6 separate regions of the Homo sapiens genome follow, and regions 2, 3, 4, 5 and 6 are each linked to region 1. A link is a contact called in ENCODE Hi-C or POLR2A ChIA-PET data. All regions are on one chromosome and are shown on one strand. The core of a region is the stretch at or near the end of the contact, and the rest is flanking DNA. Distances in the headings are between cores, read along the strand shown. Region 1 holds the start of CTSC (cathepsin C). Region 2 holds the start of TMEM126B (transmembrane protein 126B). Region 3 overlaps SYTL2 (synaptotagmin like 2). Region 4 has its middle 13 kb from the start of SYTL2. Region 5 holds the start of EED (embryonic ectoderm development). Region 6 holds the start of HIKESHI (heat shock protein nuclear import factor hikeshi).

Region 1 (2,707 bases), core at 120-2,619:
CCAGGCTTTGGAAATTTGTGCCCCCATTGAAGAGTATTTTCACCTCTGAACTTTCAAGGACAACTCCTTTTGCCTCATTGAAACTGGCTTTCAAGCTTGGCAACCAAGATAAGAATATTAAGTACACTTATTTTAACACTCAAGGACACTTTCTGAATAAACCAGAATCTAGGGAGATATAAGTGAATAATTTGGACCTGCTCTCTTTGAATGTTTATAATCTGGTGGAAAAAAAATGGACATATGAATATTGATTTGTGACCAGTGCAAAGGGGGCAAAAATTCATATCCCAAAGAAAACGGGGACACATCAGGTCTGTCTTGTTCATCACTGTGTCCACAGGGCCTGACACCTAGTAGGCTCAGTGGGAGAAAGGAGCCCCAATTACCAACAAAAGCCAGGAAAGAACGGGAGGCTCTTACGGAAAAGGGTGATACTTAAACTGAGCAAGGAGGCACCTGGAAATAGTGCCACCTAATAATTTTTGGCGATCAGACTGACACACTAGAACGGTTCATAAGACCAGCCTTCTCCCATTGGCTAGCTTCCTTCCTCACCCTTCTCACCCTGGGCAAGCCGCTTCCTCTCTCTGGGCCTCTTGCTTTTCCTCTGTAACATAAAAGGGGTTGAGCAATATCATCTCTGAGAGCGCCATGTGTGTGCGTGCCAGAGGGAAAACCCCCACAACGCTAATACATCAAAACTGCAGGTTTGCACAAAAACTGAATTCTGCTGAATGCAAACAGGCAAACAGCATTTACCAGGAAACAAAACAAAATCAAGCACATAAAAAAGTAGGAAGAGTTGGAAAACGGAAGGAAGATAAGTTCTCAAACAGCTGGAATAGTTGATGTTAGCTAGCGAAGTTTTTCAGAGGAAAAAACAAGAAGTTGGTTATGAGGCAAGTGGACCTGAGAAAAAAGACTAAAGGGGAAGAATAGCAAGTAAAACAGAACTCCACTTGCTAGATCTCTCCCTCTGTCGCGCTCTTTCACCTGACCCACTCCCTTATTCCCCCCACACCCTTTCCTTCTCTCCCTACGTTACCGCACAGGAACGAAGTCTGGGTCATGTGCGGACCGCTTGTGGCTCTTAAATCCTCTTTTTGTCACCCTGGCCGTGCAAAATTTTGAAACGTCCCTCGGCAAAAAAAATAAAAATAAAAAAAAAAAATCTGTCCCTGGCCTCTTCCCTAGTTCTGGGTCCAGTTGCAGCCAAGTGAGGGGCAGCGCGCGCTCCCAAGTCCCCGTTTCAGAGACGCGCACGCGCCTGGCGCCCAACCCCCAATCCCCTGCTGCTCAGTGACCCCGCCCACGGGTTTCCGGGCCGGCGTAGCTATTTCAAGGCGCGCGCCTCGTGGTGGACTCACCGCTAGCCCGCAGCGCTCGGCTTCCTGGTAATTCTTCACCTCTTTTCTCAGCTCCCTGCAGCATGGGTGCTGGGCCCTCCTTGCTGCTCGCCGCCCTCCTGCTGCTTCTCTCCGGCGACGGCGCCGTGCGCTGCGACACACCTGCCAACTGCACCTATCTTGACCTGCTGGGCACCTGGGTCTTCCAGGTGGGCTCCAGCGGTTCCCAGCGCGATGTCAACTGCTCGGTTATGGGTAAGCCGCCGGCTCGGCAGTCCTCCGGGTCGTCCTTTCTGCCCTTGAGCCCCTAACGCAGCGCCACGCCAACTACCGCTTCCCCCCAGGCAGACGCTTGTGGGTGGCCAGAGCATCTTGACTGGATTCGGGGACCCTTGGGGACCTTCTTCCCCGCCAGGCTCGCGAAGTTAAAGTTCATCTGCTGAGAACTTCTAACTCCACACTTTCTTGGTTATCTTGGGGACTCAACACTTTGATCAAGAACTTTTTTATTCCTCCCGCTTAATTTTGTTTGCTTTGAGAGAGACTTGGGAACTGCAATCGTTTGGTTCTCCAGTCCGATCTGGTAGCGTTATTTTTAAAATTTATTTTTATTTTTTATTACTATTTTACTAGTGAAGATAGATGAGCTCAGAGACTCTCGAGGATATAGCATGAAGTTTTCTCTTTTTGTTAGATGGTGGGAAAGGGACTTTCTGCCCAGCGATTTTGGTTTGAGCGGGTGTTGATGAGTACTAGAAAACGGCTAGTACCACTCTGCATTGTTTCATGCATTGCAAGGAGGTAAAAATTTTTTAAAAAATTAATAACAAAGAAAACTTAACTCTGAACCTAGTAATTAGAAATGCCCAGAGTCTGCACAATGTTTGGCTCATGGAAGGCTCTCAATAAATACCTAGTGTTTGAACATACTGGAGATATTCCATATGCCTTCAGATAACATGGTTACCCCTAGAACAAAGAACCTAGTGAAGGGGGTGGGGTGGAAAAAAGACAATCACTAGTTAGAAGAGTCACACTGTGGTCTACCCAAACCCTCTTACAGCCTGTGACTTCTGCAGAGTCAGTAAAAAATCAGCTATAATTTTCTTGTCAACAGAACAAAGATTAAGTCATTTGTTACTAAAGAAATACCTTTTTAACTGACTGTATAGCATTTCATAATCCTGAACATTGTAACTTTTTTTTTTTTTTTTTTGAGAATGGAGTCTTGCTCTGTCACCCAGGCTGTAGTTCAGTGGCGGGATCTCGGCTCACTGCAACCTCCGCCTCCCGGGTTTAAGCGATTCTCCTGCCTCAGTCTCCCGAGTAGCTAGGATTACGGGCACATGCCACCACGC
Region 2 (2,707 bases), core at 208-2,707, 2.7 Mb after region 1:
AGAAGGCCAGTTCATTATACACAGTTCCTGGCATCAACATACAGAAGGTATGAGCTCCTTTGAACCTTCTTATGGTGTTACACAATGAGTAATAATGGACCAGTTTCTTTCTCTGCATCATGGCAGAAATGTACTCAATCTTTTTCTGTAACATTTCTGGAGAGGGCAGGGGGAAAAAAAGGTAAAATATTTTACAAATTACAATTTTTCAGTGACTAGACTTACATCTTTTCCCTCTCCCTGACACCCAAATGGAAAGTATAAGGGATAGTAACATCTAAGGGAGATTCTATACCTAACCCATCTATTGTACTAAGACATCTGCTGTCTTGGCAGACGTCAATAACATGAGTAACCATAAACCATAGATAAATTTTTGTTTTGCTCTCATCCAATTCATTGAAATCCTCCACCTTCCACCAAAAACAAAAAACAAAACAAACTTCCAGGCAATATCTTCTACTAATCTCCTACCTAGTCTACACCCTAAAGTCTCTATAGGGAAAACAGACACCCAGGATTATGATTACAGGACAGCAAATACTGAAATACTGGAAAGAACACAGGAAATATTTGAGTGCTTAAGCTTTGCAAGGCACTGTCAAAGACTCCAGTGCTTTCATTACACCCCTTCCCCCTTAAGGCCACTCAACTAGTCACCACGCTTATACCAGTAAGAGTGCATTTATGTAGGTTTATAGTTTGCAAATCATCTAACGGTTTTGTAGTGCTTTCATGTGTATTATTTTACCTAATAATAAATTTTTCACCTAATAATAAATTTCACCTTTAGAATTTTATTCAACATTCGCTCATAATTTAGGGAGCACGTGGTATATGCCAGACCTCCGGGTAATCAAGATACAGTCATCCCATCCTCAGGAATCCACAACGCAGTGGGAGTTCAGAACAAAAAAGCTGGCAATTTAAACACAGAATGAGAGAGTGACATAAACGAAAAACCCAACAACCTAAGAAAAAGCAAACAATCTAGCCAGAGGAAGCGTGGGAAGGCTTCCCGGAAGAAGTGACATTTAAATCAATAACCGAAAGAGAACAGTTTGGCAGGGGAGTTGGGACGGATAGAAGCAGGGAAATACTCCAAGTTGAAGAAAAAGCCTGTGCAAAGGCCTGGAGACAAGAGAAAACAAACTGCAGATAATGAGGACTAGAATTTAGGTCATCTACGTTCTCTCCGCCTCTTTCCACAGCAACTGGAGACTTAATCGACTGCTCCTTGCATGGACTTGGGAGCTGTTTTAACTTTTCAAATCTCCTTTAAAGGTATCATCTTAGAAGAGTCTGCCAACACTTTGAAGGTGCAGAAATCACCCCCCATACCACTTCGGATTTCCGCCTACCTTGGGCGCTTCCTCAGTTCCCACCGGCACCACACCTGAATCCCTTGGCTTAGTCCCAGCCTCATACCCGAACACCACCATTTTGGTGGCTCATGTGACTTGCCGGTGGGCGGGGACCCAGAACGCCCTGGGCGGGAAGTGGTGCTGATTTACGGCTCAACGCCTCTCGATTGCAGCCCGGGCCCGCCCCCACTCAGTCAAAAGCCGCGCCCTCCATCCTGACTGTGATTGGGCGCGGCGTCTAGAAATTACGGCCACTTATTCGCTTAGAGGAGGTCCAGGCGCCTGTGGGCCTGCCCCCCTCGCCAGCCGAGTATTTCCTTCCCTGACTATTTATCAGCTTAGCTCCCTGATCTCTTCGCGTCCTGCGGGAAAGATGGGGCGGCCCGAATGTTGTAATGTTACTGCGCTCCTGCCTCTCCTCAGGGCAGCTGGGAACTAGCTGCCTGCCCCTTTCAGTCCTTGAGGGAACTCGCCCCTTTGCCCTGGCCTGTGTGGTGTTAAAGCTCTGTTTCTCGGGCACCTCCTCCTCCAAACCCCGGACCAGCCGCCCAGCGCCGTCAGAGCAGCCCCGACTAGCCTCCTCTCCTCTCAGCCGTCTGACTCCTCTCCCCAGTCTGTAGTCCCCTCAATTTGCATCCTTTAGCCCCGCTTGGAAAGAGACCGGAGAGAAATTTGCCCACTACCCCCGCGAGAAGACCCACTTGTCAGCCGTGTCTCGGGGTGGGGGGCACTGCAAGGCCTGGCGCTGTTTTGTGCACGTTAAATGCCCAGCAGTATCTCCCAGACCGGCAACCCCCGACCCTCCAGTCTCCATGTCTTACAGAAGCCAAATTCGAGAGTTATATAATTTCTAGTGCTGCTGTTGCTCCTGCCTGAGGAAACACTTCATCGCGTGGAGGGTGCAGGACATTTCAGTGCTCTTCCCTAAAAGAACGGGGCTTGGGCAGGGGTGGCCAGCGGTGGCAAAGAAATGTCTTGTCTTTTCTGCAAAAGGAAGGTGGGTAGTTTGAAGAGAGATTGAGAGAAAAGGTGGATGTGAAAGCCAAGCAGCTGCACTTTCTCATTTAGGAAATCGCGGACCGTTTACATAGCTTATGCTTACATGTCTAATACTACTACGGCGTCTCTGAAAACACCTTTGGGGGAAGGTTTGGCTTCTCTCGAAGTCTCAGTGTTTTTCCTCGCCGGATAGGGAGCTGCTTGAATGCGAAGAGATGGCATGATGTGAATGACTCCAGTGTGAAGAAATCTGCTTCGCCAACTCATCCTGCATCAAGTGCCCATTGAGTAGCACTGTCACTTTAATGTCTCCATGCCAAGGGATTGCTTTCCTTTTTTTTCAA
Region 3 (2,707 bases), core at 61-2,560, 2.6 Mb after region 1:
GGAGAAAAGGGGTAGGCTGAGGGCAAATGTGTTGAATCCAGCCCAGAGGGCATTTCTGCTCTTCTGGCTTTCCTCTGTAAGTGCTCACACTCTTGGCATGAAAAGGAGTTGACATTGACAGTTAGGGCTGTAGATAGAATTTTTAATGTCCAATTTGAAGCAGATGGCTGGTATGGGAATTAATGAGTCAGTGAACAAATAGCCAGACAGGGTTTAGATATGGCTTTTAGCATACAGAAGAGGTAAAATGGCCATCTTTTGAAATGGATGAAATTCTTTGAACAGCATGGTGAAATTGTAAGGATGAAATGATAAGAGGCTTGTTAAGTGTCAGATGTGTGGTTCAGCACAAAGCAGATACTGTGTGCTAGCTGAAGGAATGGGAGAATGAACGAGAGAATGACCAGGACATCCCACCTGGGAGGCCAGCAGGCCAGTGTACTTTCTGGATTGAGTGCTCTTCTTCAGCCCTCACTTCTGCCCACCAGCCCACCGGTGTTTACTGAGCGTCTTCTCTCTACTTAACTCTCTGCTAAACATAACGTGTGTGTGTGGAGAGGATGGTAAAGGATAAATGTCAGTCCCAAGAAACTTACCCCTTTCTCTCTTCATCTAGATGGTACGATAATTAGAGAATCAAATGCTCATTTTGTTGATGTAATTAGAGTTCAGAAAAAAATGAGAGATGAACGTGGGCTGGAAAACGAGAAGATTTTAACAGCAGCACTAGATAGTGGGATTCTAAAAATGATCTACATCTTTACAAAACTTTGATGTTATACATATGGATTTATCTACGAAATAGTACAAGTGACTAAGATAGAAAAAGAAGTTGATTATTAAACCTAGTAGTGATAGTCATGTAAGGAAATATGTAAGTGGCACTTAACTACATTTGAAAGAATTTCCTGTTCTTTTGCCACTTTAAAACAAGTGAGCCAGAAACCCTTTCCTTACTATAATGGCTATCAGCCTTTGTAGGGACCATGTGTTTCAGGGAGTCGATGCAAAACCTGTGCTCATTGTGCATTGATCGTGGGCTTACAGACAGTCATTTAGGCAGGAACAGATCAAGGGTTGCACAAGAATCCCCACAAAGTGCATTTTAGTTGAAAAACAAAAATAAACAATCTTATGAAAAGAAATTGGGTGTTGTTCTGCTATAAGGGTTTGTGGCCTCCTTCAACAAGAATGCTGACCGACACCACATTTCATGATGTTTTTTCCTGTTCTGATGAGAGATGAGCATGTCCTGCTGCATCAGGAGGAGACACCATTCATTGTGATGGGGTCTGAGGTTCACTTAATCACAGCAGTGACAGGATCTTCTTGATCTCTTGCCTGACTCAGGATGGCTGCTGAGCGTTTATTTGTTCTTTGATTTATTCACTCAACAGACAGTTATTGGGTATCAGCTCTGTTCCAGGCTCCGTGCTAGGTGCTGGCATTACAAAGGTGGTTAAGACATAGTCCTCACTTTCAAGGAGTTTGCAAAGACCACAGGTTAGTGAGTACAACAGATGTGCAAACAGATCACTGGAATATGATATAGTAAGGACTGAAGTGGAGGTGCTGTGGGAGCAATGGAAAAGGAGAAACTGTAATAACTGTGCCCTCCTGAGTTAGGGAAAGCTTCCCAGTGAGGCAGTGTTTGAGCTGGATTTGAAGGATGAGGAGCAACGGGCTGGACAGAGAAGTGAGGGAAAGACATCCCATGAGACTTCACATTAACTGGCCTTGTACCAAGATCTAGGCAGTACTAAGTACTTTCAGTTAAACATCTCAATCATCTCAGAAGTCCTGGAGGGTAGGTCTTATTTTCCCTGATCCTTAAAAACAAGGAGACTAAAGCTTAGAGGAGTTTGGTAAACTGTCCAAGATCCCATCTAGGAAGGGTCAGAACTGAGATTTGGATGTAATTTGGGGAGCCTTGAAAACCCAGAGTCTTTCTGCCACAACTTCCTGCCTCTGTCATCTACAGAGGTCACAGAAGAGCACTGGAGAATTGTAAGAAGCTGAGCCTGCTGGCAAGTGGGGTATGGGCGTGAGTGCTGGAAAAATGAATCTGAAAAGGTAACCTGAAGCCTTTTTAGGTGGTCAGGAGCCTCATCTGATATTCCTCCACTCTGCAAGATCTGAATAAATACCCCGTATTTTCCAGACACTAAACAAAGATGTATTGAGTACAGACCCTGCCCCCAGGAACTCACCAGGGAGAAGTAGAAGAACTTCTCCATTCTGGAATTGAACTCAAACTTGGTCCTTTTGGGAGGAGAAGGCAAAGGTTCACCAACAGTCCAGCAGTTGTTTGCTCTGCTGAAAACAGTGTTGAAAGCAGTGTCAAACCATTAGGAACATTTAATAAAAACCATGATATCGTTGCTGACTGAGAACTATGAAGCAATGATGCTCTCCCTGTTAGGGTTTATAGATGGGGCTGTCATGACAAAGAGAGGAAGTTCCTGTAAGAGTTTACTCTGGGTGGAAGGACACTCTCCAGGCACGCTTGGGAGAGAGGAGACATTCTTGCTAGACCTGGGATAACTGCTCCCCCTCTTTTTCCCACTCCCAGGTATGCCTGTGTGCAACCCTTACATGCAGCGCTGCTACCACCTTGGCCCATTCACATTCTCTGCCTGAAGCACTTTGATTTGCTAATTGAGGAAGAGTGCATATTAGTTTGTATGACTATCTTAAAACCCTCTTG
Region 4 (2,707 bases), core at 128-2,627, 2.5 Mb after region 1:
CCTCAGCCTCCCAAGTAGCTGGGACTACAGGCGCCCGCCACTACGCCCGGCTAATTTTTTGTATTTTTAGTAGAGACGGGGTTTCACCGTTTTAGCCGGGATGGTCTCGATCTCCTGACCTCGTGATCCGCCCGCCTCGGCCTCCCAACTCATGGTCCTTTAGAGCTGCACACTCAGCATCAGGCACTTCAAAACATAAGTAAGCTATGTATTAGGCGTAGTGAACAAAGAAGGAAGTGACACTGATTTATGCAGCATTCATTCTCCAGCCTCTTAACCCAGGGCAATGCACTAATGATCCAGACATCCTTTTCCTAGGGATGGACGTAGCAGCTAGTGGAGCTCCTGAAGTGGCTTGTCCCAAACCCTATCTCAGCTGTGCTAGTCTCTCTGCCAGCGCTCTAGGGAGAGCAGAAAGGGTGGGATAGATTCTGGAGGAGTCGTCTTCGCAGGATAAATGTTACACAGGCCATAGCAGCTCTCCTCTGTGGTCATGGCTTTGACTTCTCCTAGTGCCCGCACTTTCTTTTCCCCTGCCCTGCTAAGCAGGACCTGCTTCTCAAGCAAGCAAGGAGCTTACTTTCTATTGGCTCCCTTACTCATTTAGTTTTCCTGGAGGACAGGGAAAAGGAGAAATCTTTGCTATGGCCTCAACTATTTTATTTTAGAATGGCAGAATTTAGAAATAGGAATTGAGAAATGTATAATTGCCAGTTCTCACTGACCATTGCAATATTTTCTGTTACTCAATACAAACCATTCTACCCCAAGACACTCAGTGTGACTTTTAGTGGGAAATCTTCAGTGAAATTCTATAAACCATACCCAGGCTGATCCTTTCTTTCACATTCTAATCCTCAAGGAAGATGATCATAAAGCTGATCTTAGGTAAATCTTCTGTGGATGGTATGTCATTTTGAATGATGCCTCCTGCTTGTATAAATGTTCCTTCCCTCCTCACACACACCCAACAGTCAGTAATACCCATCCTGCACAAACCCAAGTTTGCCGTGGACCTTCAGACCCTGTAGTTTAATGTCAGCTGGATGCTCTGATCCTAACCTCTCCAATCTTCTTCCCCACCTCTGTCTGTATTGCTGAGGCCCCAGCATATACTACTCAGCAGCCTGCTGGAGGAGTTATATTATTAGACTGTTTTAACCACATCATAGTTAAAACAGTGCTCTGTAAGTCACTGAGACTCCATTTGCACTCACCCGCACTCAGACAAAATGTAAACATGTTCATGGGTGGCAGTGTGGTGGCCTGTGGTTTCCTTTAATTCAAAGTTAAAGTCCCATTCAGGGTTTCCCATGGTTTCTTTGCAAGTCCCAGAATTGTTACTTGTTTACTCTGAACATGAAGGTGGCTGATGGAAGTTCAACCTGACTAACCACAGCATCCTGTAGTCAGCACATAGATGACTGGAGCTTACGTAGAGTTTACATGCATCTTGAAAACTTTTGAGTGTTATTTGAGCTAGTGCCTTAAGAAGTAACCCGGAGTAAAATCTTAAAGCTTTGCATCAATATTTTCTTTTTGGTATTCCACTCAAGTATAAAAGGTCTTGTGGTCCAACTCTATAATTTTTGACTGTATAATTTTGGCAATTTCCAGGCATTTTTCTATGGAAAATTCCTTTCAACCCAGTAACGGATACTTAGTAGTATTGATAGAATTGACCACAAGTGTTTTAAAAATAGGAAACTTAAAGAAACAAAAAGGGAAATAAATTAGTACATTTTAGATGTTTTAAAAGTGGATTAAAGTACTAATATAAAGCATAATGGGTAAACTATATCTTTACCTTCTTTCAAGTCCACATGCTATTTCTTGCCTTAGAAATTTGTAAATGATCTTAATGTAGAAAGTATCTGACTGAAGACTGTGCAAGCTGGCAGCTGCTAGACTACTAAAATCTTGAATTTTACTGTTGGTGAATGTCAGCCGGCAACATGTACTTGATATTCTATTTAAGGCTATTGGCACACTAGAAGATAATCTAGGACTCAGCACATTTCCCAAACACTCATCAATTATTTATTCATTCTACAAATATATCCAGTGCCTACTATGTGTCAGAAACTGCTTTGGATTTTAAGCCTTAAAATGATGAAAAAGACAATGTTTCTGCCTGCATGGAACTTATATTCTAGTGGAGGCTCAAATGTTTGTTAGTTGAGTAAGTGAATAAATGAAGGAGGGTGGCAAGAGGGAGGAGGCTGGGACTAGGCTGGATTGTGGTGAAAGCAACCAATGTTCCATGATAATGCCTGAGGGCTTAGTCACAGCCACAAGGTTAGGTCCAAGTGTTTAAGCCAGCATGGCGACCTTACCATTCTCTTCACACTCAGAGGCCTACAAGGAGGCCCTGTCTCCATATTCAAGTGCTTGCTTGGGAAGTCATTGCTTTTTGCACCTCCATCCTCCCTTTTGCATGCACTTGTTCCTTAATGTTGGCGTTAGTTACGGTCCTACTCCCTGTCAGCTTGTCCGTCCTCTCTGCCAGGCTCTTTGGATTGATACTTCTTTGGCCTGACTGTGGATTCCTCTTCTTGCCTTTGTCCCTAAATACTTTCCTTGGGATTCCTTCTTGTCTTTATCTACTACTTCCCCTAGCTAATGGCCAGATCTATCCCAATCTGAGCACAGCTATAGTTTCTGATTTGAAGCCTTAGATACTCCCTGACCTAATGGGAAATGAGAT
Region 5 (2,707 bases), core at 69-2,568, 2.1 Mb after region 1:
ACACTTAAATACATCTGCCTATACCACTGTTGCCCAAAATCTTCCAGGTCGCCACCCCCCTCACCTTTATCTTAAGTAAAAACGTTCAAAGAAGAAATCACCCACTCTTACTTCCTCAAAGGTAGTCACTCCCCACCCCCAAATCAAAAATCGATCCTCTCAATTCGGCTCCTCCTACAGAAAAGGCGACCTTCAGGCGCACCCGGTCTCCGCGGACAGGACGGAGGCGGACACAAAACCCCCTTTAATAAAGTCTCCCAAACTCCGCAAATCGAAGATCACTTTCCATCCTGAAAATTCCACAAGGGTCTTAGAGTGACAACCCTTACGCTCCTTTAACAGGGTCCCTAACTCTGCCCCGTCCTTCCAACTTTCTTAGAAAAGTCTCTAACGTGCCTTTTAAACTACTAGAATCTCAGACCCGCACTCTCCCCTTAAATCCCCCCAAAGGCCAAAACACTCCCCATCACATGCAAACTGATTTCAGGGCAGACTTCTCAGACCCACGCAATCACTAGAACCACTCTCCTTTGCCTAGTTCCTGCTTGCTCTCGGCCCCACATCAAAATCCCCGTAGGCAATTTCAATTTTCTCCCGCACGCCCGCGTTTTCCTGAGTGACACCTCTCCCTCCCCCCACAGCAGCCCGCTCGTCCCCGCGCCCCCCGTTTTAAAAGAATTTAAAACTTTCACTCCGCAGTCTCGTAACTGCCAGAAGCTGCACTTACATTCTCGTCTCCAGAGAGGTCTGGATTGCTGTTCTCGTCACTGCTCAGCTTCTGCTTCTTGGCCGCAGGCATGTCTGTTCCCGCCGGCGCAGTCGACACTTCCCTCTCGGACATATTCCTCCGCCTCCCTCCAGGTTCCTGCCGCCTGGGGCGGGGCCTCCGCCACACCGCCGTCAAGCAAGCCCGGCCCGAGCTTGCCGCAAAGTTGCCGCTGCCGCCGCCACCTCCACCGCCCCCCCCACTGTCGCAAATCGCGCCCAGCCGCCGAGGCGGGCGTGCGTGCGACCCCGCCACACTGCTGAAAAAGGGGCGCGCGCGCGCGCCCTCCCGCGCGGCTTCCTGGCTCCTTCCCTTCCCCAACTCCCGTCTTGCCCTTTTCCCGCCGCCCTCCCGGCAGTCTACACGATGTAAGGTCCGTTGGATTAAGAGGGCAGTATTAAGTATGTCTCCCTTCCCACCACCGCCTCGAGAAGAGGCGAAACTCAAAGGGATGCTCCCTCACCCCCTTCCTCCTTCCAAAGACGTTTCAGCCGCAATTGGCCCGTTCCTTCGATCTCCGACCCGCTGCTAGGGAGCGAAAGTCTGTGGAATGGGCTACACCACCAATGTCCCAGGAAACGGGGGAAGATACAAGACGTCACCTCTTGCTTTAGCTGTGCATGCCACGTTTCCTTAATCTTGAACTTGGAGGACAGCGCTTCCTGACTATTCACGGAACTATTCATAACCTAATTCTTCCTTGAAGATAGAAATGCAAAAACAGTAACCTGCTTCCCCCTGGCTTCCCCCATCTGGCGAATGGAAAGTACCCGTCAGGGGATGCGCAGGCGCCGTGGCGTACTCTTGCGCTGGGTTCGTCGAAACCCGCCTCCTCCAAGCCCCTCCTCTGTTTGAATTCTCGTTTGCTGAACCAGGTAGTTTTCTACCCGGTTTCCGAATCCCAGGGTGGATTTCAAAGCGCTACCGAATTATACTCTAGACGCTTCGTAAATTCTTGTCGGATATTTATTCTGTTGACTATTTATTGTAATGAATGATTATCCTTCCAGTTGCTACCAATAGTGGTTAAGACTTAAATAGAAATATCCTAACATTATGAGACTAGACTCCAATGAGTTACAGCCAAAGTGCTCTTTTTAGCTGCTAAAGGATAGGCCCTGAACTACGCCAAGGCCTAAGAATCAGTGCTCATCTCCATTATGAGATTGTGATACTTAACCGACAATGTTTTGCTTGTTTTTGCACATCAGATACAATGAAATTCTAGAAGGCAACACAACTGTTAAACTTCACCAAAATATTTGCCTCTGTTACTATATCTATTCTCTAGCAGGTGCCAGATAACATTGGTGAGCCTTGTGGAATTATTATATGGGTCATGAAACCATAACTGAATGAGCAGCAGGAAAAGGAGAGTGATGACGAAAAATAAAATACGGCATCCGCCACCTTTTTTTTGTTTTTCTTAGAACATGATTGTGACTACTTATCTATTCGGGCTTCTGTAAAAATGTCCTCATCTGTAAAAATGAGGAGGCAGGAAGGGAGAAAGGGACCTACCATTTCTTGGGCACCTGCTTGATGTTGTATATCTTTTCTCTTCTAGACCTCATTACCCACCTAGAGTGCACCATCCATAAAATTCTAGTATACTTGAATTATTTCTGCATGATAACTTTATAACCAGGACATCAGTTTCCTTATCTGCAGATTGCAAGTCACTCTTTCTTTTGTAGATAAAGAGAGAACTCTTGGTTGAGAATGAGAAAAGGAAGTAAAGCAAAGGCAGGTCAGAATGAGAGGTTTCTGCAGTGAAGACTTTGAAATAAAGAAGCCGAAAAAAAATTAAAGTTGAGGTCTCAATGACGGCAGTCATTTGTTCAGTACTTCCAATGTTCCAGGCACTACTAAGCACTCCTCAGTTGGTGAGAAGAGATGAGACTGGAGTAGAGTAAGCTCCTGACAAAGTAAGACGTGCTT
Region 6 (2,707 bases), core at 135-2,634, 2.0 Mb after region 1:
ATTAGTTGACAACGTGAGAGATACATGGATTCCAAATAGGCTTTTTATTCTTTAAGAAACACAATTTTAATGTCATTCATTAATAACACTCACTCGTCTGAGTCACACAATCATTCCAGGTTTGTCCTTTTTCCCTATTAAGAGCAGGGCAAAATTATCTCACCAGGATTATGAATTACCACCATCACCACAGGGGTCTCCCAGTCATTCAAGAGACAAACTTTATGAGGCTAGTCATCTCCAACTTATCTTTCTGGCTTCTTAGAACTGTATATGTACAGAATACAATACATTATCAAAACTTGATGGGAAAAAAAGACAATTCAGCAAAGGGACTGCAACATTTTAAAAAGCCAGGAGAAAAAAGAAGGAAAAATACTTCTAGGGGAAAGGAATCAGGCCTGAAAATTGATGTCTGTGTGGTTTCTAAGGAAACAAACAAGATTCACCTTCCAGATTATTCCTAAAGAATTCCAGGTGCTGTTCTCATTTACTCTAACAATTTGGCAAGGTAAGTTATCTATTTTGACCCATAAGGAAACACACTACTCGCATCCTTCTCTGGTTATCTCAGATACGGCTCACACGTTAAGTTTCAGCCAACTTCCAATTAAATTAAGCTTATTTTTACTCGGGTTCTTCCAAAGGGACCCAAAAGATATACATTCCCTGAGCACCTTAATCTTTGAAAAACAGTTTGCTATAGACCAAATTCAATCCCAAATTCACCTCTACCTCAAGTTAATAAAGAAGGTATTTATACTGGCGATTGAACTTAGTTCTGTAACTGCAAAATGTCAAAGATAAAGACCATCTCACGAGTTATGAGGATTAAGTTCAAAGTGCCAAATAAGCGCCACACATAAGGCTGAGTGACCAAAGGCGTGCATTGCACTTAGCCCAGTACTTGGTACAAAATGCACACTTAATAAATGCCAACTTATACTGTGACTACTATTCGAAAGAATCTGAATAGAGCTGGGCAAAGGAGAGCACCCAGCTTCCCACGCTCCATCCTCACATACCCACCCAAAATATAATAAGTGGGCTTCCCCGCATCCCTAGCGCCTGCGCACCCTCCCTGCCGTAGGGCTTCGCCCTCGGTATCCTGACCCCTTCCTGATATCACCCGGTCCCATCCTCACCAGCCTCCCCGCCACCAAGCAGCCAAACATGGCGACGGCAGCTCCGTTCAGCCGGCAGTGACCTGAAGCCGGCGACTAGGAGTCCTGGGGCTACTGCCCTAGTCGAGACTAAGAACCTTCCAGAATTTGCGGGAGGGTGTCTGCCCCTCCACTACATAGTGACTGGGCCAGCGGCAAGAATGCCTCTGCCCCCGCGAACTCTGACCTTCTCTTCCTAAGCAGCCCACTGCTCAGGCAACAAGTACTTCCGGGGCTTACACCCGGTTTTCCCCACTAAGGAAGAAAGGCGGGCCAGCGCCAGTACAAGACTACAAGTCCCAGAACAAGTCCCAGAGGGCACCGCGCCAGTTTCCGGGAAGGTAAGCCTGGAGGCTTTGCACACTGGGATCGGTAGTCCGGGTGTTTTATAGCCACAAAATCTGTGGATCCTTCATTTCCATGTACAATCCTGGGAAGAGATGCTTCTAACGTTTCTGTGACATCTGAGAGATTAACGGTGCACTTTTACAATAATCACGTCACTAGATCTTTACAAAAACCCTATGAGGTAAGTATTATAATCCAAATTTTATAGGAGTGATCAGCCTCAAATCTTTACACAGCAGTAAATGTTGGAGGCTGAATTCAAGTCCTAATCCAAATCCGGGTTTCTTTCTGCTACACAGTGTCTCAGAAGTATTAATCTTTAACCAATTGTTTTGTACTTGTCTACAATTTATAGTAGTTCTTTCCAGCTTCACTTAGTTCTCCCATTCATTTGCTGTACAATTGTGGACGAGTTGTAGATGTCTTTGTGCTTCAGTGCCCCTCCTTTGCAAAAGACAAATAATGAGCCTATTGCCTAGGGTTGCTGTGAGGATTAAATGAGCTAATATGTATAAAACACTTAAAACAGTGCTTGGCTGTGCTTAATTAGTGGGAGTTTTATTGTAAAAATGTCTATTTTTTTTCTATGTGGATCTGCAGAAAAGTTTCATAGGAAATACAAAACAATAGCCAAAAAAAAAAAAAAAAATACTGGCATTAAGTACCGATTGCCACCAATACTTATTCTCCCTTTCACAGCTCCAATTCCTTTTCTTCTTGAATAGGATAGTAAAGGGTCTCTGTCCAATTTGAAATATCTGAGCTTGGCCACCAGCCGTAAAGCAGGTCTGTCTTCCCAGTTCTCAGTTTATATATGGGGGATCAGTGTTTGGAACAGTCCTCTGGCCTCCACTGTGGATCCCTAAACTGATCACCTATCTTATCACCGATACTCCTTTGAGATAGCTGTGCCAAAGGTGAAGAGGTAGGAAAGGATCTACCAATGTTTCCAACTTACTATCTAAAAAGTCCTAGAACCTTCAGAATAAAAAGGCCATTCATATGAAGACCACTTCATAAATTAAGGCACCCACACTACCTGGGTTCAGAGCCCATCTCTGCCATTTATTAGTTACATAATCTCAGGCAAGTTAACCTAACACTCCCATACCTCCTTTTCCCCATCTTTAAAATGAAGTAATAGTAGTATCTACCTCATAAAGTTGTTTTGAGGGTTCTTACACGTAAAGTACTCA

The links. Hi-C counts contacts between places; a loop is a spot of excess contacts on that map. ChIA-PET counts read pairs that join two places held with the same protein, here RNA polymerase II (POLR2A). Pooled maps may share reads with other maps.
Region 2: a loop to region 1 is called in a map of naive thymus-derived CD4-positive, alpha-beta T cell, with 8 times the contacts of the local background. The contact joins the promoter of TMEM126B here to the promoter of CTSC in region 1. A Hi-C loop is called at or near these places in 1 of 168 maps with a recorded cell type or tissue (naive thymus-derived CD4-positive, alpha-beta T cell) and 7 of 50 pooled maps. POLR2A ChIA-PET finds 5 or more read pairs at or near these places in 1 of 52 experiments (activated CD4-positive, alpha-beta T cell).
Region 3: a loop to region 1 is called in a map of naive thymus-derived CD4-positive, alpha-beta T cell, with 8 times the contacts of the local background. The contact joins the enhancer-like site here to the promoter of CTSC in region 1. A Hi-C loop is called at or near these places in 1 of 168 maps with a recorded cell type or tissue (naive thymus-derived CD4-positive, alpha-beta T cell) and 7 of 50 pooled maps. POLR2A ChIA-PET finds 5 or more read pairs at or near these places in 1 of 52 experiments (naive thymus-derived CD4-positive, alpha-beta T cell).
Region 4: a map of CD4-positive, alpha-beta T cell shows a loop between it and region 1 (15-fold over the local background). The contact joins the enhancer-like site here to the promoter of CTSC in region 1. A Hi-C loop is called at or near these places in 1 of 168 maps with a recorded cell type or tissue (CD4-positive, alpha-beta T cell) and 5 of 50 pooled maps. POLR2A ChIA-PET finds 5 or more read pairs at or near these places in 1 of 52 experiments (activated T-cell).
Region 5: a loop to region 1 is called in a map of natural killer cell, with 6 times the contacts of the local background. The contact joins the promoter of EED here to the promoter of CTSC in region 1. A Hi-C loop is called at or near these places in 1 of 168 maps with a recorded cell type or tissue (natural killer cell) and 6 of 50 pooled maps. POLR2A ChIA-PET finds 5 or more read pairs at or near these places in 1 of 52 experiments (T-cell).
Region 6: a loop to region 1 is called in a map of naive thymus-derived CD4-positive, alpha-beta T cell, with 8 times the contacts of the local background. The contact joins the promoter of HIKESHI here to the promoter of CTSC in region 1. A Hi-C loop is called at or near these places in 2 of 168 maps with a recorded cell type or tissue (naive thymus-derived CD4-positive, alpha-beta T cell and posterior vena cava) and 8 of 50 pooled maps.

What each region holds. Positions count from the first base shown.
Region 1 is chr11:88,336,398-88,339,104 of GRCh38, reverse strand. CTSC (cathepsin C) reads left to right here and starts at 1,369. Exons shown (of 7, transcript NM_001814.6): 1 at 1,369-1,604. The coding sequence starts at 1,433. LOC101929174 (a long non-coding RNA gene) reads right to left here and starts at 1,221. Exons shown (of 5, transcript NR_188511.1): 1 at 1,049-1,221. RefSeq lists an enhancer at 1,374-1,653.
Region 2 is chr11:85,627,343-85,630,049 of GRCh38, reverse strand. It overlaps TMEM126B (transmembrane protein 126B), which reads right to left and starts at 1,457. Exons shown (of 5, transcript NM_018480.7): 1 at 1,362-1,457. The coding sequence starts at 1,442. DLG2 (discs large MAGUK scaffold protein 2) reads left to right here and starts at 2,706. Exons shown (of 28, transcript NM_001142699.3): 1 at 2,706-2,707. RefSeq lists enhancers at 1,190-1,269, 1,360-1,409, 1,660-1,849, 1,990-2,039, 2,120-2,279 and 1 more.
Region 3 is chr11:85,749,359-85,752,065 of GRCh38, reverse strand. All of the region lies in intron 2 of SYTL2 (synaptotagmin like 2), which reads left to right. Among named protein-coding and RNA genes, the nearest start is that of SYTL2, 60 kb to the left of the region's middle. Within about 2 kb of position 1,310, at least 2 of the 41 ENCODE cell types and tissues checked have a DNase peak (open chromatin) inside an H3K27ac peak, as active enhancers do.
Region 4 is chr11:85,822,586-85,825,292 of GRCh38, reverse strand. It overlaps a transcript of SYTL2 not described here. Among named protein-coding and RNA genes, the nearest start is that of SYTL2, 13 kb to the right of the region's middle. Within about 2 kb of position 1,377, at least 2 of the 41 ENCODE cell types and tissues checked have a DNase peak (open chromatin) inside an H3K27ac peak, as active enhancers do.
Region 5 is chr11:86,243,364-86,246,070 of GRCh38, reverse strand. EED (embryonic ectoderm development) reads right to left here and starts at 1,318. Exons shown (of 12, transcript NM_003797.5): 1 at 728-1,318. The coding sequence starts at 841. RefSeq lists enhancers at 806-1,334, 1,335-1,865.
Region 6 is chr11:86,300,917-86,303,623 of GRCh38, reverse strand. HIKESHI (heat shock protein nuclear import factor hikeshi) reads right to left here and starts at 1,384. Exons shown (of 5, transcript NM_016401.4): 1 at 1,146-1,384. The coding sequence starts at 1,175.